2 separate regions of the Homo sapiens genome follow, and region 2 is linked to region 1. The links are chromatin contacts, found by Hi-C or POLR2A ChIA-PET in ENCODE. All regions are on one chromosome and are shown on one strand. Each heading gives the region's core, a stretch centred on a gene start or an enhancer-like site at or near the end of the contact. The rest is flanking DNA. Distances are from core to core; before and after follow the strand shown.

What was found. Hi-C counts contacts between places; a loop is a spot of excess contacts on that map. ChIA-PET counts read pairs that join two places held with the same protein, here RNA polymerase II (POLR2A). Pooled maps may share reads with other maps.
Region 2: a loop to region 1 is called in a pooled map, with 2.0 times the contacts of the local background. The contact joins two enhancer-like sites. A Hi-C loop is called at or near these places in 10 of 50 pooled maps. POLR2A ChIA-PET finds 5 or more read pairs at or near these places in 10 of 52 experiments (PC-9, activated B cell, activated CD4-positive, alpha-beta T cell and 4 more).

Annotation. Positions count from the first base shown.
Region 1 is chr2:196,128,845-196,134,851 of GRCh38, forward strand. STK17B (serine/threonine kinase 17b) reads right to left here. Exons shown (of 8, transcript NM_004226.4): 8 at 4,739-6,007. Among named protein-coding and RNA genes, the nearest start is that of STK17B, 40 kb to the right of the region's middle. Within about 2 kb of position 3,552, at least 5 of the 41 ENCODE cell types and tissues checked have a DNase peak (open chromatin) inside an H3K27ac peak, as active enhancers do.
Region 2 is chr2:196,198,685-196,204,691 of GRCh38, forward strand. It overlaps HECW2 (HECT, C2 and WW domain containing E3 ubiquitin protein ligase 2), which reads right to left. Exons shown (of 29, transcript NM_001348768.2): 29 at 1-2,704. The coding sequence ends at 2,593. Among named protein-coding and RNA genes, the nearest start is that of STK17B, 30 kb to the left of the region's middle. Within about 2 kb of position 2,379, at least 4 of the 41 ENCODE cell types and tissues checked have a DNase peak (open chromatin) inside an H3K27ac peak, as active enhancers do.

The DNA.
Region 1 (6,007 bases), core at 2,302-4,801:
AAAGGGTGAGCCATTTCCCTGTACCTAGGTACTCACAGACTGCAAAATTCAGTAATGACAAATGAATCCCCTTAACTGTTAAAGGAAATGGGCTTAATCCTTCCTTTATCTGGTGCTCTGGTTCCTTCTGATAAGATTAGACCTAGGTACTTTACTGAAGTTTGACAGAACTGAGCTTTAGATTTTGAGACCCTATACTCCCTTTCAGCTAAGAAATTGAGGAGAGCCTCAGTGCCTTTCTGAGACTTCTTTGATTGGGGCATGGAGGAGAATGTCATTTACACACTGCAAAGTTGTAACTTGAGGGTAAGAAAAACTAGAAAGATCTTTAGACAGAGCCTGTTTCAGCAACTTTATTTTGATATCAGGGGCTGCCTAAGTAATGAACCTGTTTCTTATTGAATTGGGAGATAGGGAGGTATATTTTATTCAAGCTTCTCTCAGCCTTTCCAAAAAGGCAGAGGGGTTTCCATCTGGTTTCTGGTTCAACAAGGACAGTTTAGAGTAATTAAGAGGTTTTGTTCTGGTTCTTTGCAAGCCTTTAACATGCACATTAGAAAGTGTTTTCTTTGCCATTCGTTTGTGGGATCACTAGGGCTCCAATTACACTTTTTAAAGGGGCACTCTTTCTATTGAGAATGGGGATCCTGTCTCTCTTTTACCCTTTTTTTTCCTTTAGACTTTTTCCTTTCAAGAATTTTAGACTGCCAGCCTGGCCAACATGGTGAAACCTCGTCTCTACTAAAAATACAAAAAATTAGCTGGGTGTGGTGACACACACCTGTAATCCCAGCTACTCAGAGGCTGAGGCAGGAGAATTGCTTGAACCTGGGTGGTGGAGGTTGCAGTGAGCCGAGATCACACCACTGCACTCCAGCCTGGGCGACAGAGTGAGACTTGGTCAAAAAAAAAAAAAAAAGAATTTTAGACCGGCTATAGGAGATATGCTGTTTATCTCTGAATGTTTCTGCTGCCTATAAGGCTTTTCTGTGACAGAGTTTGGCTTAAAAGTAACATAGCATCTCTATGTTAGATTAAACACTTGGGTTAAATTTTGGAAAGCCTCTATATACGTATCAGGGTCATCAGAAAATCTGCCCAAGCTGTCCAAGTGTCTCTTTATTTCCCTAAGGTCCTGTAATGAGAAGGGAACATGTACCCTAGCGGTACCCCTTCCATCTGGCATTTCTTGTAGGGGTAGGAGTGAAACTGGGCAATGCGGAGTTTCAGAGATGGTGGAGCTGGAGGAGCTGATGGCACAATTGGAGGGGTCGCTGGATAAGGGAAACTGGAAGGACTGGGGTACTTAGAAGCCACCTCCAATGGCTCCTCTAAAACCTGCTCTTCTTAGGGGAACTACTCTCCATAGACCTGCCTGATATGATTGCTAAGAGGGCTGAGGTGATTGTGCAATGCTTGCAAAGGTCTGGGTTGTCTTGCAGGGCAGAGAAAGCCTGTACATAGGGGACCTTGGACCATTTGCCCTTCTGTCTACAGAAAAGATCTAATTGTTGGATAAGATTAAAGTCAAGGTTTCCTTCAGCTGGCCAGGTCTGTTCACTCTTGGGATGGTAAGACGACCATGCACTTGGGCAAAATAAAATTAGTTTTGGGGTCAAAGGAGTTCAAAATGCACTCCAGAGGTGTGCAGGCTGAAGATGGCTTGCTACCCATCCTAGAAAAGAGACAAGAGAAGAGGCATTCCTCAGTCTCCTTGTTCTTTTTGGTATGACCCAAGGTAGAGGGGAAGACAATGGGAGCGTCCCCCTGACTGTTCCCCTCCCTGGTCCCTGGGTCCCAGCACTGTGTGTGCCACCCAGTGGTTGCAGGCATGACCCTCAAACCATGGTCCCAGAGAAGCTAAATAATGGGGATAGTCACGCATACCCATGTAGCCTTTGTCCCCTGCCTGGTGATTGCCGTTTGATCTTCCAGACTTGTGTGACCTGCGTGGCTCCTTGATGGGTGAGTCTTGAGAGAGATTATGTAACAGTTGCATTTGAGCAAGGTCCTTTAATGGAGGGAGTATACTGGACTGAGCTTCATACTCTACTATTATGGACCGGACTAGAGAATGTATTCTTAGGTGGCAGTTCTAGTTAACTTCCAGACATAAAATCCCCTTTCTATTTAGATGCCATTCTAGTTGTAGGCGGAATAAGTGTCTCAAAAGAACATAAGGGTCAATTGGTGGGTGGCCTTCCTGCTAATGGAGAGTTGGTCAAAAAAAAAAAAAAAAAGAATTTTAGACCGGCTATAGGAGATATGCTGTTTATCTCTGAATGTTTCTGCTGCCTATAAGGCTTTTCTGTGACAGAGTTTGGCTTAAAAGTAACATAGCATCTCTCTCTATGTTAGATTAAACACTTGGGTTAAATTTTGGAAAGCCTCTATATACGTATCAGGGTCATCAGAAAATCTGCCCAAGCTGTCCAAGTGTCTCTTTATTTCCCTAAGGTCCTGTAATGAGAAGGGAACATGTACCCTAGCGGTACATGTTGAGACTAAAATTTGGTTTTGGAGGACATATTTCTCCTCATTGCTGAAAGCAGAGATCTCCTGCTTGCAGAGGGGGCATAACGTCGGTCTCTAGCAGATGTAAAAAAGAGAAGAACTGGAAAACTAGAGGCTTTTGGCAAAGGGCATACAAGGTCGCCCAGGGAGGGAATTCTCATCCCACTAGGTGGCGCTGTAAGCCTTGAAATACCAGGCAGTAACTTTGCCTCCATATGCCCTCTGAACAAAGGACAGAGAGGGAAGTCTGACATGTGGCAAGTTGTTCCCAGCATACCTCCTAGCAGGAGAAAGTTCATTTGTCTCATAGAGGGGCTATCCAGTACAACTGGGCAGTATTGGCTCCCCACATGGGAAAGGAAACAGCCCAGGTGGAAAGAGAGATGTTCGCTGGGTGGGGCATGACCTCCTACCCAACCCCAGGAAGTGCTATCATTAGGAGTTAAGTAGTCTTTGAGATCTGGATCATGAAGTCCCCCTGTCTGTAGAAAGTCACGAAAACAGCAAACTTTGACCTGCATTCCTGATTGCTAAGGTGGTTGCTAAGCTTGCCTAATTGAATTATTTCCCCGGGATGTAAAAACTCCTACAGCAGTGCATACAGAGACGGCACAAGAGACATGGTGACTGTGGAAAGGAAAGGAGGAAACTAAGGTTCGCATAGGAAAGCTTGGTGATCCTATGGCCGACACCTGGTTGGGCAATTGGAGGCTGGGGTCAGTCCAGGAGTAGCCCTGGCCAGAAATCCTCAGTTGCTCCAGGACCTCTTCCAGACCCATGCAATAGCAAAGTTGTGTGTGACAGAAAACTAGTTTGGACAGAGCCAACATTCCCAGCACCATGAGGGCACTGGGGATGGACTAAGTCCTCCCCAGCAAGCCTCACATTTGAGTCTTTTAAGACCGGCAGCTAGCCCTTGTGGCTCATTAATCAGCAGACAGATACCTTGTTTTTTTGATAGTTCTTTGAGAGAATAAAAACTGAGGATGAGAAGCCTCAGAAGTGAAAGTAGAGAGTCTGCTCCCTTACCCTTCTGATTAATTCACCTTCAAATCCTGGGCGAGCCCCCAAAATGAAGCAGCCTCATTGTCTGGGGTAAACACCAAGGTTCTTGGTCTCATGGCCAAGGAAATTGAGGTTGCAGACAAACCCACACAGAAACTGGAGCAGGAGTTTAACAGGTAAAAGGAAAGAACAGCTGTCAGAGAGGGGTCCCCAGTGGGTTTCCAGTAAAAATGTCAGGGTTTTTATACATGGGCTACTGAGGAAGGGGGCATCTTATCCTCCTAGGGCCTGAAGCTTTAGTTGGGACCAGGTGTGCTATCTGCATAGAGCATGAGTTTCTATCAGCCTTTACCTGATTCCTTGACAACCTAGGCAGACTCTTAATCTGTGTTGCTGTGTGCTGCTTTGTGTCACTTATTTGGGAGGGAGAGTTTCTGTGACTGTTCCCAGACATTTTTTTCCAGCTGCAGGTATCCCCCTCCAATATCCACTTCTGGCTTCCCTAGCTTAGTGTGCCTAAAGGAAAGGAATGTGCTTATTAAGGCCCACTGTTTTTACTGGGGCCCACTATATGAGTGTGAAGTTTGGTGATTACCCGGGAGACTCACCCCCTCCTTCTGTGCCCCAGTTGTTTATCTGTGTTTTACAGCCTCATCTTCTTACCTGTCCATGTGCAGCCTGAGTTTTTTCCAAGGTTGTTTTATTTTTTGCCTGTTGCTGTGTGACTTTTCAGGCAGGCTGCTTCTGCAGTCTGAATTTTTCCAATCATTTTTCCCTTTCCTTCTCCCTCAAAAACAAGTTAGGTAAGCTTCATTCAGGCATGAATTACAGTGCTATTGCCTGTTAGTTCAATGTTAATGAACCAACAATATATATTAAATGTACAATTAAATAGAAATACACAAAACTATGCATTGATCAATTGTTTAAAATGCTATGAACAGAGCCTTGCAGGAACCTAACTCTGTATTTCCCCTAGGAGCAATGATTAGTAACTAAAGTATGGGAACTTTATAGAACATAACTACCATGAATAATGAGAATTGACTGTACCTTAGTCTACAACCAGATTATAAATATCTTGAAGAATCTCTCATTCATCTTGTGTGTAACACGTAGTGCACTATAGTGCAACATGTAGTACAGTTAAATTCATTGACATTTTCTAAAAATTATTCCTTGATACCAGCGAATAGACCTACTTGTTTTCAGATTTATATGCCTTTACAGATATGTTTATTAGACACAAAGAGGGTTCATAGATGACCTAGGTCAAAGGCTAGAACATGCAGACATACTTTTAAGAACAATAAATTTAGAAATGCTTTGAAACAAATGACAACCACAGATATAAAAAAGTGCTTTTTAATTTTTAGCCAGAATGGTCAAGTTGATGTAGATTTTTTTTACTGGAATACTCATAATAATGTCTGTCTATATGCCTTAAGCAAGATTATTATTTAATAAAATATGGCAGGAAGTTGTAATTTATGGAAAATTTACAATTATTCTTTAAAATACTTTTATAAAATTATAAATTGATAATAATCCCCCCAAACTGAAGTGAAATACTTTTAATACTACTTGAAATTAAAGTACAGTTGTTTATACAACAATGAATAAGGACAAGATATCAAACTGAAAATTCAAAAATAAACAGAAGAAATGTAAACAGTTCTAAAATATCAGTATTTATAAATGTTGCTTAGAGGAAGGCTATTCAAAGCATGGTCCATTAACTATTTGTGAGCTGTCCAGAATGAAAGAGGCTTGTGCCAGAATGAAAATCAATTACATCACTAATCATACTGGCTCAGTTGACTTTTTTTAAATAACAAGACTTCTTTGATAAAGGAAGCAATGTGTTGATTTATATTCTGGCACAAGTACCTTATTACTGACTAGAGCAGGGGTCCCCAGTCCCCAGGCCACGACCGGGCTGCATAGAAGGTGGGGGGCGGTGCCAAGCATTACTGCCTGAGCTCAGTTTCCTGTTAGATCAGCCATGGCATTAGATTCTCAAAGGAGCTCGAATCCTGCTGTGAACCACACGTGCAAGAGATCTAGGTTGCATGCTCCTTATGAGAATCTAATGATAAATGTAATGTACTTGAATCATCCTGAAACCATCCCCCTAAACCCCCAGTCCTGTGGAAAAATTTTCTTCCACAAAACCCGTCCCTAGTGCCAAAACAGTTGGAGATCGCTCCACTAGAGAACAGTTAACGGCTTACTTCCTTTAAAGTGCCATTACAATTTCACTGCTCAGAGCTAGGTTCTTTACTGTAGGGAAAATAATTAAAATGACAATTGCAATTGTCATCTATATATCATCTATTTAAAAATCCCATCTATTTAGGGATCCTACCCAAAAAGCAAATTTAACTTTAAATTATCACAACATAACACTTATCTTCTCATGTGTTCAAGTGTTACTGACATTTGTCCACTCACAGGGGCTCTCTAGATTCCTACTTTAGAGAAATAC
Region 2 (6,007 bases), core at 1,129-3,628, 69 kb after region 1:
TATCTGGGTTCACAGTCCAGAAGAAAATATTTATGGATATTTCTAATTGTAGAGTACATGAAAGTCTAATTTATTCTGTGGAAATGTTATTTAATATTTTATATAGTTATTACTGGCTGTTTTGTTTTACTAAGAAAGAATAATAGATAAGTTAGCATGGTGTTCTGATATGATAAGTACATCTTTGATAATTCCCAATCTGAGAACAGTATCAACTAGATGATTATACTAATTAAGAATGTCTACATACATTAAAGTGTACTGTTATTTGGGAAAAAGTTGGATGCCTTAATAAAGAAATATATTTGTTAGAAATAATTAAAGAGATACATTTTATTTCAAATATCTTTTACCTAATAATATGAAATACCATAACTAAATGTCTCAAACCAAAATGAAGGATAACATGGTCTTTGAATGTATTTTTGAAAGAAATGCAACCTTTATCTGCTGCTTGGAGAATGCCAGCCCTGAAACATCTTGTATACCATCAAATATGTGACTTAAAAAAAAGTGTGTTATACTACTTTTCCTTATAATGAAAAGAATACAAACAAGTGAAAAGTTTGCAAAATTAAATATATACTTGTATTCATGATCAATAAGTACAAACTAACATTTCCAGTTAAAAGTTTTTCTTTTTTTCTCTTCCAATTATAGAATACAGAGAGCTCTTCCTTTCTTATTTCCAGATTTCTATAACCCTTTTTCAGAACATTTCTTCACACTGCAGTACGTGCCTTTAGTGCAGGAGTGTAACATAAGTGGTATTCCTCTTGAGGGTCCCAGTAGTAAACATAGCTTAACTCACAGGAGAGCAATCAGTTCTTACAAAACACCTATGAAAACTATGCATATGACCTCTATAAAATGTAAGATTGCCAACATCCCATAATAGGAATTCCATGGCTGCTTATAAATATAGATCTCAAAGAAATGTTTGGGCAATGCCTGTAAACCCATAGGCTGGCAAACCATATGTCAATCCAATGCTTTTATGACCCCCAATTTAACTTCACTCTATTGAAAATCTGATTAGTCAAGAAATAAACAAAGATGTGGAGTAATCCCAAAAGCAATTAAAATGAAGAATACCTTCTCATAAAATTAAGCAGAAGTAAGACTAGTGATGTCATGCAGTTTTGGAGATGCCATAGAAAAACTGTCTCTTAATATTAATAAGAAAATTATGCATCAGTGAAAATGCAGGCTTAGAAATATAGTTCTGAGTTTCAATTTGTGGTGTCTTCACTGATGAGGGAAAATGGAATTCTTACTACTGATCTCTTCAGTGTTGCTGATGGCTCCTTAACTGAGCTTAGTGTTTAATGATGCTGTACAAATAAAAAGCAGTGGGGGAAATACGAAATATCTGTATTAAATGCCATCCTGTAAAGTATTTGATGGATGGAAGAGAGTCTAATGCATTTTAAATAAATGCATATCATACTATCACATATAGTGAATCTTAAAAAATTATTACTTAGATGCACAGTCCTTGTAGTGGTAGACACGGCACTGTGAAGGAAGTTTGATTTAGAAGCTATTTTCTATTATACTTCTCAAGTGATGGAGTTGCTGTTAGTCATATTGTAATGTCCCTTCACCTTTGGTACATTCAGTGCAAAATATTTGGGGAATTTTTTTTACCTTTATAAAAATAAAAGGCCCTTTTGTTTCCTTGAGAGTGCTTAAAAGGATACATATTAGCATGATGCCCGAGTATGCATGGAACATGAAAATGGAATGAGTGATACATACAGCATGATAGGTAGGTTCTTATATACATCTTAAAGAACATAAACATAATGAACCTACAAAAAATAAACAGAACTCACTGTGTACTTTTTCCTGATATGCTGTGATTAATTGCTAGTTATTTTAAAATTGTTTTCATGCATTATAAAGCATAAAATCTGTCATTAGTAATTCACTGAATAATGGTTTGTCTTTAGCCATAATTACACACATACCACTTGCATATACATTGTCACAGACCATCTTATTGCAAATCTGTAAAGGTACCTCATATTGACTTGGTTTCATTTTCACTCATGTCCCATGAAAGCGGAAACCTATGGTGCACACCATGCAGGCACTCATAAGCAAGAAATGAATATTCTGTTATAACTTAGGGCTTAAATGAATGTACTTTCAGGAAATATATTTACTTTTATTATATTATTTAACTTGCTCTAATTTGGAGATTGGGCCAAATGCTGCCAGTTTGGCTTGAACCACGTTCAAGGGTAAGTTTCAAGATTCTCCTGAGTCCCTAAAAATTACCGTGGAGCTGATCATGTATGGGTTCATCTTTGTCTTGGAACATAACAAATGGAAAAAGTTTGGCAGTCAAGAACTGTTGATTGAAAGACGGTTGGGTTGTTCCCTGGGCATCAAGCTCACCCAAATCCTTCCAAGAGGACTCATCTCCAGTCCCCAAATGTGACAGAGCACTTGTTCCTGGAAAACAACAGCACATAGCTTTATCCTAAAGGAAGCATCCTCTTGAAACTTCCAATGTTCAATCATTCTTCTAGAAGGCAGCTTCTGAACCTGCCTGTCCACAGAGATGGGCATTCAGCTTCCAGGTCACTCAAGTCCAAAAGTACTGGTTTCTTCAACTGCTGTCAACAGTTTTTCATAAAGCATGGAAAAGGATGGGTAGGGAGGCAGATCCAGACGGTTAAAACATGTATGCGCTCTGAAAACACAAGAAACAGCACATAGTTTAGAACAGGCCGAGTGAAATGAAAATGTGTGTGGTGTGTGTGTGTGTGTGTGTCTGTGTGTGTATGACTGTCTTTCACATTCAAATTTATTTGTTGCCAATTTTCACACTCCTTTTGAAAAATCTTTGAAAACATTTTGACCTTAAAAATTCAGAACTGAATTTCTCTAAGGAAAAGAGGATATTTAAAAAAATATTTTATTTACATTTCACCACCATTTAAAAGCTATATTACATATAAATGACCATTTATTGAGTGGTCTAAGGATTACAAAGACAAGTTTGGTTTTTGTTTCTCTTTTGATGCTAGATTTTTTTTTTAATACACGGACATAAGGCCTTGCAAAGTAGTTCATTTTGAGTTGGCATATGCCTGGGTGTCTCTTCGATACTCTGTAGTTATGCATTTTTTCATTTTCTTGGACAGGGAAGAGGAGCCAGTGTCTCTGAGGGCCTGCCTCATGGCTTAGAGTCTTGGGAAATTCCCTGGCTGGACTTTTCTAAGTCAGTAGGCCATTGTTACTTCTTTGAATCCTGTGCTAAAATTTGCTTTCTCCCAATTCACAATAACAAAATAAGCAATTTAAATCATTACATTAAGTATTCTTTTTTAGAAATACTTCTTTTGCCAAGATAGGAAAAAAATATGTTTTCCTGTTATTTGCATCTGAATCACAATAAAAAATAGACAGTCTCCAAATAGTACATCTTATCAGGAAGCAAATCTGCACTTTTGACATGAAATAGGAAACATTCTATTCTGAATGTACAACAGCTTGTTTGGGGGACCTACATAACTTTGACTTAAAAAAAATACTCCTGAATAAGAAATTTTAGGAACTATGATTATTAACAAGCTATTTCTACAAAGTCACATGTCTATACTTTTACTCTGATAAATCCCTTTTCCTTATGAAATAAATATAATTAATATTCCTGGATGCAGTGTAATGTAGTGGGAAGACCAGAGATTTGCAGTTGGACATATTTGGGTTTGGATTCTAGCTCTATCAACAAGTGTGTGATTTGGAGTGAGTTATTAAAACTCTGAGCCCGTATTTCTCACCTTTAAAAGGGTGGTTATATAACTTGTCTGAGAAGGATGTGAGGATTAAGTGAAATAACAGAAACATGCTTAATAGAATGACTGGCTCATAGTGTTTGACCAATTAATAATAGAGGTATTGTTAGCTACATTTCATTACTATCAACAAGATTTGACTCTAATTGCCTTCAGTGAATTGCCACAAATAGTAATGACCCATGAGAATGATGAGATAATAAAGGGATAATAAAGCAGGTGTGTGGCCACATGGCTTATTAAAAACAGGAATGTGAACAGGATCTGTTATATTGTAAGAATACAGATAGAGTATTCCTTATCCAAAATGCTTGGCACCAGAAGTGCTTTGGATTTCAGATTTCTTTGGAATTTGGAATATTTGCATATATATAATGAGATATCTTGGGGAATGGGACCCAAGTCTAAACATGAAATTCATTTACGTTTCACATGCACCTTGTATACACAGACTGAAGGTAATTTTATACCATATTTACATAATTTGGTTCATGAAACAAAGTTTTGACCGCGTTTTTGACTGCACCCTGTCATATGAGGTCAGTTGTGAAATTTTCTACTTGTGGCATCATGTTGGCACTCAAAAAGTTTTGGATTTTGGAGCATTTTAGATTTAAAATTTTTTGACTAGGGATACTCCAACTGTATGAGTTTTAGGGTATAGAGATAGTACCGACTCACCCACTCCTAGTACTGTAAACTCTGGGATATATTGGTGGAAATCATCTAATGAATCTTTGCAGGCAAACCCTTTTTTGATACAATAAGCATTTCAGAATTGCATTTGATATCCTTAGACTGGAACGCAAATTGAGCCTCAAGAAAAGGTTTTACTTATTTAAAAATTCAACTTGTATACTACACTAGAGTCCTAGCAGTGGTTTATAATCTATCATCTGTGAAACACTGGAATAAAAATATTAAATAAAGATTTATCTCTGTTCCAGGGGTAGGGGAGGAAGAAGCAGAAAAGTAGAATACGTTTTGAATATAATTCTATGCCAAACTGTGTGTGTCAGACAAATAACATTTATTATCCTATTAGACTAACAGATGACACCACAATACTATTTTACAATTTTCATTTCTTTGGTTACCAATAAGGTTGAGCATCTTTCCCCCATGTCCTCTTGCTTTTTACATTTCCTGTTTTGTGATCCATATGTTCATCTCTCTTGCCCGATTAACTTTTCAGTATTTTTATTGTGATAAAATATACATAATATAACATTTACCATTTTAACTATATTTAAGTGCACAGTACCATGGCATTAGTACACCTACGTTATTTTGCAACCATCATCACTATCCATCTCCAGAACTTCTGCATCTCGCAAAACTGAAATCTGTATCCATTAAATAGTAACTCCCATTTCCTCTCCCCCTAGCCCCTGGAAACCACCATTCTACTTTGTGTCTCTATGAATTTCACTACCCTATGTACTTCATATAAGTGGAATCTTAAAATATTTGTCTTTTGTGATTGGCTTATTTCACTTAGCATATTTTAAGGTTGATGTTGTAGCATGGGTCAGAATTTCCTTCCTTTTTAAGGCTGAATAATGTTCCATTGTATGTATATACCACATTTTCTTTATTCATTCATCCATTAATGAACAGGAGTTTTTTTCCTACCGTTTGGCTATTGTAAATAATGCTCCTATGAACATGAGTGTACAATTATCTGTTTAAGTCCTCCTTTTCAATTTTTTGGGGGATATACACAGAAGTGCAACATCATATTGCATTTTTCATAGTGGCTGCAACATTTTACATTTCCATCAACAGTGCACAAGGGTTCCAATTTCTCTACATCCTCACCAACACTTATTTCTTGTTTTTTGTTTGTTTGTTTGTTTGTTTTATAATAGCTATTGTAATGGGTATGAAGTCCATTCACCTTTTAAAGCCTTAGGATTTCTTATTAAAATCAAGAGAGACTCTCACTGTTGTTGAATTTGAAGAAGGAAGCTACTATGAATTCTATAGCTGCAAGGAATGAATGCTGCCAACAACCCAAGGGAACTTGGAAGCAGATTCTTCCCTAGTTGGTCCTCCAAATGAGAATGCAGCCCCACCCACAGCTTGATTTCAGCCTTGTGAGACCATGAGCAGAAGACCCAGCTAAGCTGTGCCTGGATGCCTGCTCCATGAAAACAGTGAGATCATAAATGTGTGTTGTTTTACACTGCTAA